Regions from separate parts of the Homo sapiens genome. Here regions 1, 2 and 3 are each linked to region 4. The links are chromatin contacts, found by POLR2A ChIA-PET in ENCODE. All regions are on one chromosome and are shown on one strand. Each heading gives the region's core, a stretch centred on a gene start or an enhancer-like site at or near the end of the contact. The rest is flanking DNA. Distances are from core to core; before and after follow the strand shown. Region 1 holds the start of CLN5 (CLN5 lysosomal BMP synthase). Region 2 holds the start of TDRD3 (tudor domain containing 3). Region 3 holds the start of EXOSC8 (exosome component 8). Region 4 holds the start of RAP2A (RAP2A, member of RAS oncogene family).

Region 1 (2,700 bases), core at 96-2,595, about 20 Mb before region 4:
AGGTGCCCTTCAAATCAGACATTACATTTCAGCTCTCAGGGCTAGAATGCTTCCCCCTCTTATCTTGGGCAGGTCTTTGAAGAAGCCAGTTTAGCCTTGGTAATTTTGAATTTGGCCATAGTATACGGAGGAGAGCTAGGTAGCTATCAAAACGCTTAGACAAACGTATGGTAAAATGCAGCCCAGCCTGAACCTCCGCAAAACCCCCAAACCTGGAGCAGCAAGTGGGCAAAGGAGTGTGTGTTTGGGGCAGGGTACTGAGTCCCATATGTAATCAAGAGACCTGGAGGGCCCAAGGAAGTCAGTGACACCCCCACAAGCTACATATCCTCCAATGGATTGTGGTGGTCATCTCCGGCTACCGAAGCCACCTTGCTTATTCCCATAGGCTTACAAACATTATGATGCTTCACACGAGTTGTGGGTGAAGTGAAGGAATTGGAAAGTCCCGGTCTAAGGCCCTGCAAAACTGCTGTCTGGTAAAAACAAGTGACTATGGCAAGGCCCTGAATGTACTACGTATAGACTTAAGTCAGTATTTGTGCCTAACAGCAAAGCATGCCACAAGAGGCTCCTCAAAAGCCGGGTAATTGATGCCATTGTTTTCTTGACCTAGTTGAAGAGTCAAAGAAGAGAAGGTGATGCAGAAACTTCTTTCCAGTGAAGTGACAGATCCAAGCAAGGAACACCTGCCTGTGAGGGGAGCGGTAGGGGAGGGGGTAGATTCGGCAGCACTCGGGTAGTGGCAGGGACCACATATTGTCGGTGTTAACCACTGTTATCACTGGCCCAGGTCGAGTGAGGACGAGTCATTTCCCCACTAAGCACTTGGGGAGTGGCAGGGACCACATATTGTCAGTGTTAACCACTGTTATGACTGGCCCAGGTCGGGTGACGACGAGCCATTTCCGCACTATTGTCCCTTCTTCCTCACTGCACCCCCAGCCCTGCACCCTCAGCTCCAAATACACATTCTCGTTCACTCAACGTTTGTTGACACCTAGCGTGGGCCCTGTGGGATGGGGTAAAAGTTCGGTGTTGGGAGGAGCCCCGGTGACAGATTTTTGGTTTTGGTGGTGGCTTTTGGGCAAGGACAGGTCAATTCATAAAAGATGACGCCCCAGGTCTGGATCGAATTCTCCTGGGAGCCAGACCAAAGCACCTTCCTGGACTGCAAAGTGTGGAAGCCGCCGCGGGCCGGGCGCGGGGAGGTGTCATGCGCCGGAACCTGCGCTTGGGGCCAAGCTCTGGAGCTGACGCGCAGGGGCAAGGCGCCCCGCGTCCCGGACTGGCGGCTCCGCGCATGCTCCTCCCACCGGCGTCGCAGGCCTCGAGAGGCTCCGGAAGTACTGGGTGCAGCCTGATGGCGCAGGAGGTAGACACGGCACAGGGCGCCGAGATGCGGCGGGGCGCGGGCGCGGCTCGGGGACGCGCTTCCTGGTGCTGGGCCCTGGCGCTGCTTTGGCTCGCGGTGGTTCCGGGCTGGTCCCGGGTCTCGGGCATCCCCTCCCGGCGCCACTGGCCGGTGCCCTACAAGTGAGTGCGGCGGCGCGCGCACTGTCGGGGTTGGGGTCGGCGTTGACGATGGGGGATGGGGTGCTGGGGCGGGGACCCCTGCTCACCGTGGTTTGTGTCGGGTCACGAGATGGTGCGGGGACAGCGCCGGGTGACGCTCGGAGCGCACTTGAGAGCAAAGTTGAGGACTGGGGAGTCGCAGCCGCTCGTTACGTGCAGCCCTGGGACCTTTCGTCCCCTCTGGTCACTTGCGGCAGACTCAGGACAGTCCTGAATCGTGGAAGAAGAAAAGGAGAGTAATGTTATTTAATGGAGGGACTTCTGGGTACAAGTAGCTGATTTCTTGAGTAGTTTAAAAACACTGTCTATCGCATTTATTTATATCATGCACTGTCGTTAGTTATTACCGCGGAACATTTGGTACAATTTACTGGGCGACCAACTCGCTCTGGTTTGAACCTGATCAGAACCTGATCCGAAGTCCTTATTGGGACTTCCCAGTTTTGCCCTCAAAAGTCGCGCATCCCGGGAATCCCCGTCTCCTGCAGTCCTGGTTAGACCGGGAAGATTGTCACCGCTTTTGTCCAGTCTTCAGCCTGGAGGTAGGACGCCGGTCCTAAGTCGGGGACAGAGCCCGCACACCTGGGAGGTCGATTCCAGCCTTTGACAGAGAAGACACAGCCTCCGGCGGTCAGAGATAGCTAAACACAGAGAAAGAAAACATGGTGTCAACATCAGGCAGGAGAAAGACCAGCAGTTTTTGAAAACAGCTATTTTTCTTTAAACCAAAAGCATCATTGGACATAATTTTAACTTACTAGCATAAGTAATCAACAGCTAAAACTGCACACAACAAACCTGAAAAAAACAGCTATTTTGTATGACAGTATGAGTGGGAAGGAGTTCTGCCTGCTGCGGGTCAAATCTGGCTCTGTCATCACCAGGGATCTTGGGAAAGTTACTCAGAATCTCTGTGCCCACATGCCCTGAGTCAAAAAATAGGAATAGTGGTAGCACGTACCTCATAGGTTTGCTGGAAGGATTAAATCTAGTAAAATGCCAGCTGTTGTCAAACCTAGATAGTGTATTCTGCTCACTGAAATGTTTACAACACTTTTTTGTTTTGTGTGATATACTACGTGGAAAGAGAAGTTTGTGGTTGAAGCTAGTTTTCTGGAAAATGTT
Region 2 (2,760 bases), core at 94-2,593, about 37 Mb before region 4:
CAGGATGGAGCTACTTGTGATCTAAAATTATCTAAACAATATACTTGGGAGCAAATCTCAATAGCATTCCATCTAACGAAAGCATCGCGATTTTATAACTATGACTTTTGGGAAGACCAAACGGAATACCCCAGCTGAAATGAGAAAAATCTGTATTAAGGAATTTTAGCTCCACCCAGGGCAATTATCCCCTTCCTTCCGTAACTGCCAATTTCCTCCCCAATCCCAAGAGCGCCTCTGCCCAGTTCCGCAGTCTCTGCTCCAAGTCTGTTTTTGATGATGCCCTTAGAAGCAGGGGCAGCGGCAAGCGGCGGAGATAGGGATTAAGTTCCTAACAGTCTTCTTCCCCTGACCTGGCAGATGGGGACGCTGCCCCTTAGAAGCCTTTTTCCCCGCAATACGGGACGCCGCAGAGGTGAAAGACCAAGAAGGTGGAGCAAACTTTTAGGGAGCGCCTCTTGGGCCCGCGTACCCTTCCGCCTGTTCCTCTCTGATTGGCCAGCGTGAGTCACGGACGCCCAATCGCGCGGTAGCGTCCGCCGTGCCGCTGGGCGACGGCGGCGCGCATGCCCACTCAGGGACCCACCCTGCGCCCCAGCCCTCTACAGCGCGGGCGAAGGGCATCGGCGGGGAAGCGGCTGTGGTTGCCAGATCTGGCAGTACAGAGCCAAGGTGGCAGGGCCGCGCTAGGACACGGATGGTCCCAGGGGGAGGGCAACAGGAAAAACAAGCACTGACACAACTGCCCCATTTCCCCATGTCCCCTAAAAGCAGGTTTTCTTGGGCTGACCAGGGCATTTTCACTGTGGTGTCCGACTGGGGCAACTCGATCTGCCCGCGGGGACTCAAAAAAGCTTGAGCTGCATTTTTTCTTTGCGTCCGGGCGGACCAAAAGGCGAGGTGAAGGGAACGAGTGTTTATAAGAAAGTAAACTTTTGTGCAGAATGGGCTGGGGACACCTCTGAGTTTTGCTGCCCGCAACGTGACCTTTTTAGCGCGGTCCTGGACGCGTTCCCTCGCAGCCAACCCGTCAGTCTCCTCAGGCCTTATCCTGCCCTCTCTGAGGTGGCCGCCTGTGGGCGCTGCAAACGCCACACTTTTGCTCTACGAAGAACCTCCTCGCGACTTTCCAAGGTGTGCAACTCAGAAAAGCGCCCCCCAAAACAAGTAAAAGCCTTCGGGGAAGAGGCAAAGTCCCTGAACCGTCCTGACTCCAGCCACCAGCCGGTGTTTGGTGGATCAGGTCCCGGAGCTCCGCAGCCTGGGAGCCCCACACCAGGCCGGCCCCTACGGCCGCTCAGAAAACGCGGCGAGCGGAACCCGCACGCGGAAGCGCCGGCCGCACTGAGCATGCCCAGTTGCAGAGCCGACCAGAGGAGTTTTTTCTTTTCTTTTCTTTTTTTTTTTTTAAGGGGGGGGGTCTCAAGTAGGAGGCCTCCCCATCACCCCCACCCCAGCCCCCCACCACCCCCGGCCTAAGCAGCTACCATGGCCCAGGTGGCCGGCGCGGCGTTGTCCCAGGCGGGTTGGTAAGTGGCGAGTCCCGCCGGCTGCCGGGCCGCGGGTGCGGGCCGGGGCCCCAGGGAGGTTGGGTTGGGGGCGGCGGGGTGCGTGTCGGGGTAGGCGGAGGCTGTCGTCCGCCCCCGGCCTCTCCCCGGGCCCTTCGGGCCGGCTCCGCCCCCGGCGCCACGCGGAGCCCTGCGAGTTCCCCTAGGTCCCCTGGAGGCGGCGGCGGCGGCGGCCTGGGCCCCGGGCGGCGGGCCTGGGCCCCGGGCGGCGGGCGGCGGGCCTGGGGAGAGGCCGGGGGCCGCGAGCCGGGCGGGTGGCGGCCCAGACCCCGGCCGACCGGAGCGCCGGGGAGGACCTGCAGCGCCGTCCGCGCGGCTTCTCCGGGGAGGGGGTGTTTCTGCAGCGGGATCGGGAGGCGAGGGCTGGGAACGAAGTGCGGCGGAGAGGGACGAACGCGGCCGGAGCCCGCGGGCCCATAGGAAGTTGAGGGCAGAGCAGAGCACAGCCCGCGCTGCGGCCGGAGCCGCCTCTTCTTACCCCTTATTTCAAAGTACAGTGTGGACCAGTGTGAATCTGCCTTCCGCGGCACACACACAACTTCTGGAGCTAAGAATGACCGCAATGTCAACTCGTGGGGGTGCTCGGTAGAACTTTTCTTGAAAGGATGGTGTTCTGATTTTAAGAGGCCTTTCGTGTCAAGATTTTCAGGATTTGAAAACAATACAAAATTATGCGAAATTAGGCAGTTTCTGGAATTGCGGCCATTACGGTTGTAATCATCCCGTTTAATTCAGTAACGCTTTTCCCAGGCTTGCACAGGCACATTCTGGGATGAAGGGTAGGAACGGGGATGAAAAAGATTTGCAACGGCTCTCTGCAATTACTGCTTTAGGAGAAAGAGTGAGGCATTAAAAGACCAAACAAAACCAGGGGGAATAGTGATAAACCGTACGTACAGAGGAACAGATGAGTGCACTGTGGAATGGGAGGGAGAGTTACTTTCCTAAAGTGGACTTGGAAAGATGGTAAGGAAAAGGCTTTCTAGCACAGAGCTGCTGGAGATGACACAGGGAAGCGCTTATTGTTTTGCAGAACCTACACAAGATCTATATGGTTCGTGAAAGATGTGGATTTGATTTTGTGAATAAAGTTTTTGATCAGTAGAGGGATATAATCACAACTGTGCTTTGAAGAAGCCCCTCCTGATTTTAAAGGCACTTGTGTTATTATACACCCCATTTTACAGGTGAG
Region 3 (2,770 bases), core at 52-2,551, about 60 Mb before region 4:
ACAGCGGGGCGCCAGGTTTATCAAGTATGCAAGACGTCTACTTAATTTGAATTTCAGATTAAAAAACTAATCATGTTTTTAACAGCCTTATTAAGATAGCCACATACCATACGACTCATCCAGTTACAGGTTTCTGGTTTATTACATTAGTTTTTATAAACTGTGGTAAAATAAAAAGTTGCCATTTTAATCATTTTAAGTTTACAATAGTGAGTGGCATTAATTACATACATACTGTGCAACCATCACCACTATCTATCTGTAAAGCCTTCCCAGCTCCCTCCAGGTTCTGGCAACAACTAATTGCATGCTCTATTTGGGGCATACTCATGCTTTAAAAAAAAAAAAACCCACAAAAAAACAAAAACAAAAAACAAAAAAACCACGCTGTGTTTATCAGACATTCAAATTTAACGTGGTATCCTGTATTTTATCTGGTAACCCCACCTAGGAGGGAGATGGCAGCCTTGAGCACGACACAGTCTACAACACAAGGTGATGCTTAGGAGCCCTCAGCTCCGGGACCTGCAGAGCAGAACGTGGTGCGGACAATGAGCGCACAGAAAGTTCAGGTTTCTCGGCCGAGCGCCGTGGCTCACGCCTGTAATCCCAGCACTTTGGGAGGACGAGGCGGGCGGATCACAAGGTCAGGAGATCGAGACCATCCTGGCTAACACGGTGAAACCCCGTCTGTACTAAAAATACAAAAAATTAGCGGGGCGCGGTGGCGGGCGTCTGTAGTTCCAGCTACTCGGGAGGCTGAGGCAGGAGAATGGCGTGAACCCGGGAGGCGGAGCTTGCAGTGAGCCGAGATCGCGCCACTGCACTCCAGCCTGGACGACAGAGCGAGACTCTGTCTCAAAAAAAAAAAAAAAAAAAGTTCAGGTTTCTCATGTGTTGGAGCACGGAGCCCTTGACCAGTGAAGAGGCAAGGCCAGGGCTGAGCCTAAGTCACAGGCAGAAAAAAGACGCAGAAACATTGGAATAACGCTCCACACGCACTGCTTGATTCTGCGCTAGAAACCCTGTTATCTCCGAACTGTTGGTGTTATTCTGAGTCACAGCACCAGCTCTTTTATAAAGAGGGAGACCCGCTCCTTCTTTAACAGCAGATTCGTCAAAATACGTCCAAGGCAAGGAAACCTAGAAAGGCGTCTGGGCAGGGGAAAGTCGATGCGAGGGCGGGCCAGGGACCTTTCGTCGCGTCCCCACCTTGGCATTTCCCGTGGCGTGAGCGGCCCCGGCATCCGTGTCGAAAGTGCGGCGGCGGAACAGGCGCGCAGGAGAGGAGCGGCGCAGGCGCAGACGCGCGGGCGGGAAGATGGCGGCTGGGTTCAAGTGAGTGTTGGCGGGTGGCGGGTAGAGTTCTGTACCCTGGCGGACGGCAGCTTCCTTTAACTCTTAGCTGGGATTCTCTCACCTGGAGGCCGACCCCGTTGGGGTGCCATTTCCTTCCTCGTCGAGGCAGACGATGGGCGGGAGGACCTGGAGGTTGTCACAGTGAAAAGAAAGGGCTTCTTCCTCAGTGAGACGGGAGATGAAAGGACTCTGTAGAGTTCCATACCCGCTGCGAGCGCTCGTGAGCGTGGTGTGTAGTGAACGTGCAGTCCCAGGAGACATAGTTGTAATCTTTTAAAGATTGTGGCCGGGCGCGGCGGTTCACGCCTGTAATCCCAGCACTTTGGAGGACGAGGCGGGCGGATCACCTGACGTCAGGAGTTCGAGACCAGCCTGGTGTACATGGTGAAACACTGTCTCTAATAAAAATATAAAAATTAGCCGGGCGTGGTGGCGGGCGCCTGTAGTCCCAGCTACTCAGGAGGCTGAGGCAGGAGAATCGCTTGAACCCGGGAGGCAGAGGTTGTAGTGAGCCGAGATCGCGCCACTGCACTCCAGCCTGGGCGACAGAGTGAGACTCTGTCAGAATCAATCAATCAAGATTGTTGCATCAGAACCACATACCGCCTGCTTCTCCCTCTCCCGTAATTTATTTCTAAAAGGATCATGCCTCGTTTGGAAGGTTTTTGTGTGTGTGAAGCCAGTGGACTTTCTTAAAGTTTTTAAAAAATGGATAAAATAAATAGGATTCCAAAGGAAATCCATTATGTTGAAATAGTTATCTATGAGTATAAACTCCGAAGACACGATATAGTAGTATATATACTTGGTTTAAAATTAACCTTCGTAAACAAGATCTAGTGGCGAGACTAGTAGTAACTCCTGGGATTTCAAAGTAACGGTGAGCCTGAACATACCTTACACAGCTAAAGGGTGCAAACGAAAACATCTGTGGTCTCCGTGGTTGTTAAAGTTGCAGGTACTGCTAATGTTACTATGGCTTATTGCTTACAGTCATAATTGAAGAATATGCTAAATTTCACTTACAGTGAAAATAAAGATGTACCTTTTTGTTTCCTGAGTTATCTAGTAAGAGGTTAACTATTCATGATCACTAGATTATTAAAATAATCTTTTTTCATGATCACTAGATCACTCTGAATCCTTGTTTCAGAGCAAGAACGACATGATTCTTTTGACACAGATTGAGCTTTTAAAGAGCTCACTCAAAGGGCTTTTAGACGCCAATCTTCTAATCGTTTATGGCAGAGTTAAGGACAGCAATTGAATGTGATTGCTACTACAAGGATTTTTACTTTCTAGAATTACTTTTAGTTAAAAAGTTGTGGAGATTTATGCTGCATCACCACACTTAAGATCTTTGCCAATTTCTGGATTTATGTTAAGATTCATCAGTTTATCTCAGATATAT
Region 4 (3,010 bases), core at 250-2,749:
AATGTTTTGGGAGGAACGCCTGGAAGACCCATGCAACTGCTGCACGATGTTTCCTTAAGGACCGGAACATTTCTCACCCTGAAGACAAAAGTCCCTGTGTTCTCGATTCAGCCCACATCCCTCAGCACCATTTCCATGCCCATCATTTAGGCAGAATGCCACGGAGGCGACGTGAAAAGTGGAATTCATCATTCTGGCTTGCAACGCATCTTGTTCTTTTGCCAGAACAGGGCACAGCAACTGGCTCCTCAATCTCTGCCCCTCCCAAACCCCAGCAGCCGGTCCCTGTCTCCATCCCGCCGGCCTCGGTGGCAAGGGGCTCGCGAGCTCTGGTTGGCTTGGCCGAAGCTTCCGTCACTCGCCAGCTCACCTACGATTGGTTGGCAGAGCGTGCGCGAAGAGCCCCGCCTGGCAAGGCACTGGGAGGTGGGCTTGCGGATCCTACGACTAGCGTTTTTCTCGATTGGTTGAAGGAGTAAAGGCACGTGGTATGGGGGCGCTCTCTTATTGGTCGTGAATGGTACCTTGTGGTACAGAGACGTGATGTGGTTGGCTAGAATGAATCCCAGCTTCCCACTAGATGCCCCTAGCTGGCTGTTGCTATGAGGAGTCCAGGGCCTTCCGGCTGCCGTTCGGGATTCCGCTCTCCAGGTTTTCAACTCACCCGTGGCTGACAGGGCGTGGGAAGAGCTCGACTTCAGTTCGGCACCGAAAGGGGCGGGTCTAGAAGAAATGTGGGCGGGTCCAGAGGGTTGGTGGGCGGGACCCCGGCGACGTCAGCGGGCTTGGACCCGACTTCCGTGGTGTGTGGCCGCCTCTGACTCGCCCCTCTGGCGCGCTGCTAGAGGGGGGCGTCACCCTCCCATCAATGTCCTAACGCTCCAAAGCTTCATTTTGTTGCGTTTACACAACTTCAGTCAGAAGCCTGTAGGTGCCCCCCCCTTAAAGCTTCACATGCTAATACAAGATAAAACCAAAGCTCTAGGAGTGCTGACAGACTGGGTGGCATCGGACAAAGGCCCTCGCGGCCCCTCTTGGGCCTTGGGCATCTCTCCTTCACTCCCCGCCTCAGGATAAAGCTTGGAGGTAGCTCTAGCCCCTCTACCATCTCATCCCTTCCGAATTCTTAATGTCTCGGGAGTCTCAGGTTGACGCTGCTCCTGGCTTGGGCGGGAACTGCGCATGCTCGGTACACAGGCCCTGGGGTCTGACTGGGCGCGCTGGGTTCGGCGCTGCTCGGCGGTCGCGGTGCTTGTTTATCTCCGCGCGGGCAGAAGCTTCCGAGCCCCGCAAAGCCTCTCGGGAGCGCTCGCGGCCCGTCGCCTAGGGGGCGGGGGCGGGGCTGCGCCGCGGGCTCCGCCCCGGCCGCCGGACCCCGCCCCTGGCCGCGCTGCGGCTGGGGCTCGGGCGCGCGCTCGAGCGCTGGGGGTAGCGGCGGCGGCGGCGGCGGCGGCGGGCGGGGATCTGGGCGTGGAGGCGCGAGGGGCGGGGCGGGCGGCACTGCGGGCCCGCGGCTCGGGCGGCACCAGCGGCTCCCGGTCTCTCTCTCTGCTCGCCCTCAGTCCCACCCGGTGCCTACGGGGCCGCATCGCCGCCCGGCTCGGCCCGGCCCATGCCCAGGGCCGCTGCTCCCTCAGTTGCCGCCGCCGCCGCCGGCGCCCAGGGGGCCGCCGCGGCTGTGAGGTGGGGGCGGCAGCGGGAGGCGGCGGGGCGGGCCGCCGGGGCCGGGGCTGGGGGCGCAGCGCGGCCGGCGTAGGTCTATGTCGCGGGCGGCGGCGGCGGCGGCGGCCGCGGAGGGACGATGCGCGAGTACAAAGTGGTGGTGCTGGGCTCGGGCGGGGTAGGCAAATCCGCCCTGACCGTGCAGTTCGTGACCGGCACCTTCATCGAGAAATACGACCCCACCATCGAGGACTTCTACCGCAAGGAGATCGAGGTGGATTCGTCGCCGTCGGTGCTGGAGATCCTGGACACGGCGGGCACCGAGCAGTTCGCGTCCATGCGGGACCTGTACATCAAGAACGGCCAGGGCTTCATCCTCGTCTACAGCCTCGTCAACCAGCAGAGCTTCCAGGACATCAAGCCCATGCGGGACCAGATCATCCGCGTGAAGCGGTGAGCGAGGGCACACGGGGGCTTGGCGGCTGCACCCCGGAGTCACCGTCCCGGGGCTGGAACTCCCCGCGCGGGGCTCCGGGGAAGGGGCTTTCTGGGGGGTGGCTCCAAGCTGGAGGCTTTACTATTGTCATTCTGCTCCTCCTCCTCAATCTCAAATTTGAGTGCTTTGTTTCACAACTAAAATTTGGCATCGTGTTAGCCCACAGAACAGCTCTTTGTCTCTTGGACGTTGTTAGCATTGCTTGTTACAGAGCCCCCAAGGAAACAAAGTTTAAAACTTGCAGGGGGGAAAGGGGTGGATAGATTTGTCTTGGGAAGAGAGGAACTGTGCAGGTATAGTCGAGACATTTGCAGACTGAACAACAACAATCTGCCTTGGCAATGTTTGACAGTAAAAATCGCTCACACACCTATACAGTAAAGTCAAGTCCAGAGGAAGGAGACCTTTCTCATCTCGTTAAAGGTTTATGGTTCCAAGGCGTTTTACAAAAATTAAGTCTCTAATTTAGTGCAAAACTTTAAAGACAGATTATTAAATTATTTGAAGACATCATAAGCTAAATGGGGTTTCGAGAATATTAACAGAGGAGTACAAATAAGCCATTCACAGGAAAAGAATGCAGCTTAACTGTTTGTTTTTGTTTTTTTGTTTTTAATATAGCCGCCTTAACCCCTTCCAAAAAAAAAAAAAAAAAAAAAACACCACCACACCACCACCACCAGTTCCTGGAAACAAAACAGAAGCTTCTTCAAAAGTGTGACACAAGTATTAGCTAATTTAAAGTTAATGTTAATAAGCCTTTATATATATATATAAATTCTTTTCTAAAGTATACATTTTGGAAATATGGCTGATAAATGATTTAAAATGTTTGTTTTCTCTTAAATTCAC

Evidence for each region. ChIA-PET counts read pairs that join two places held with the same protein, here RNA polymerase II (POLR2A).
Region 1: POLR2A ChIA-PET joins it to region 4 with 10 read pairs in CD4-positive, alpha-beta T cell. The contact joins the promoter of CLN5 here to the promoter of RAP2A in region 4. POLR2A ChIA-PET finds 5 or more read pairs at or near these places in 3 of 52 experiments (CD4-positive, alpha-beta T cell, OCI-LY7 and naive thymus-derived CD8-positive, alpha-beta T cell).
Region 2: POLR2A ChIA-PET joins it to region 4 with 12 read pairs in CD4-positive, alpha-beta T cell. The contact joins the promoter of TDRD3 here to the promoter of RAP2A in region 4. POLR2A ChIA-PET finds 5 or more read pairs at or near these places in 2 of 52 experiments (CD4-positive, alpha-beta T cell and activated B cell).
Region 3: POLR2A ChIA-PET joins it to region 4 with 11 read pairs in CD4-positive, alpha-beta T cell. The contact joins the promoter of EXOSC8 here to the promoter of RAP2A in region 4. POLR2A ChIA-PET finds 5 or more read pairs at or near these places in 2 of 52 experiments (CD4-positive, alpha-beta T cell and naive thymus-derived CD8-positive, alpha-beta T cell).

Annotation. Positions count from the first base shown.
Region 1 is chr13:76,990,736-76,993,435 of GRCh38, forward strand. It overlaps CLN5 (CLN5 lysosomal BMP synthase), which reads left to right and starts at 1,346. Exons shown (of 4, transcript NM_006493.4): 1 at 1,346-1,536. The coding sequence starts at 1,364. RefSeq lists silencers at 680-769, 860-929, 1,390-1,629 and an enhancer at 1,651-2,700.
Region 2 is chr13:60,395,877-60,398,636 of GRCh38, forward strand. TDRD3 (tudor domain containing 3) reads left to right here and starts at 1,344. Exons shown (of 14, transcript NM_001146070.2): 1 at 1,344-1,529. The coding sequence starts at 1,489. RefSeq lists enhancers at 266-335, 666-995, 704-1,216, 1,066-1,265, 2,146-2,195 and a silencer at 1,406-1,975.
Region 3 is chr13:36,999,485-37,002,254 of GRCh38, forward strand. It overlaps EXOSC8 (exosome component 8), which reads left to right and starts at 1,302. Exons shown (of 11, transcript NM_181503.3): 1 at 1,302-1,338. The coding sequence starts at 1,322. RefSeq lists a silencer at 1-71 and enhancers at 532-581, 1,042-1,131, 1,332-1,591, 1,812-1,871.
Region 4 is chr13:97,432,670-97,435,679 of GRCh38, forward strand. RAP2A (RAP2A, member of RAS oncogene family) reads left to right here and starts at 1,500. Exons shown (of 2, transcript NM_021033.7): 1 at 1,500-2,115. The coding sequence starts at 1,802. RefSeq lists enhancers at 597-736, 684-1,615, 887-1,016, 1,037-1,086 and silencers at 1,237-1,596, 1,617-1,676.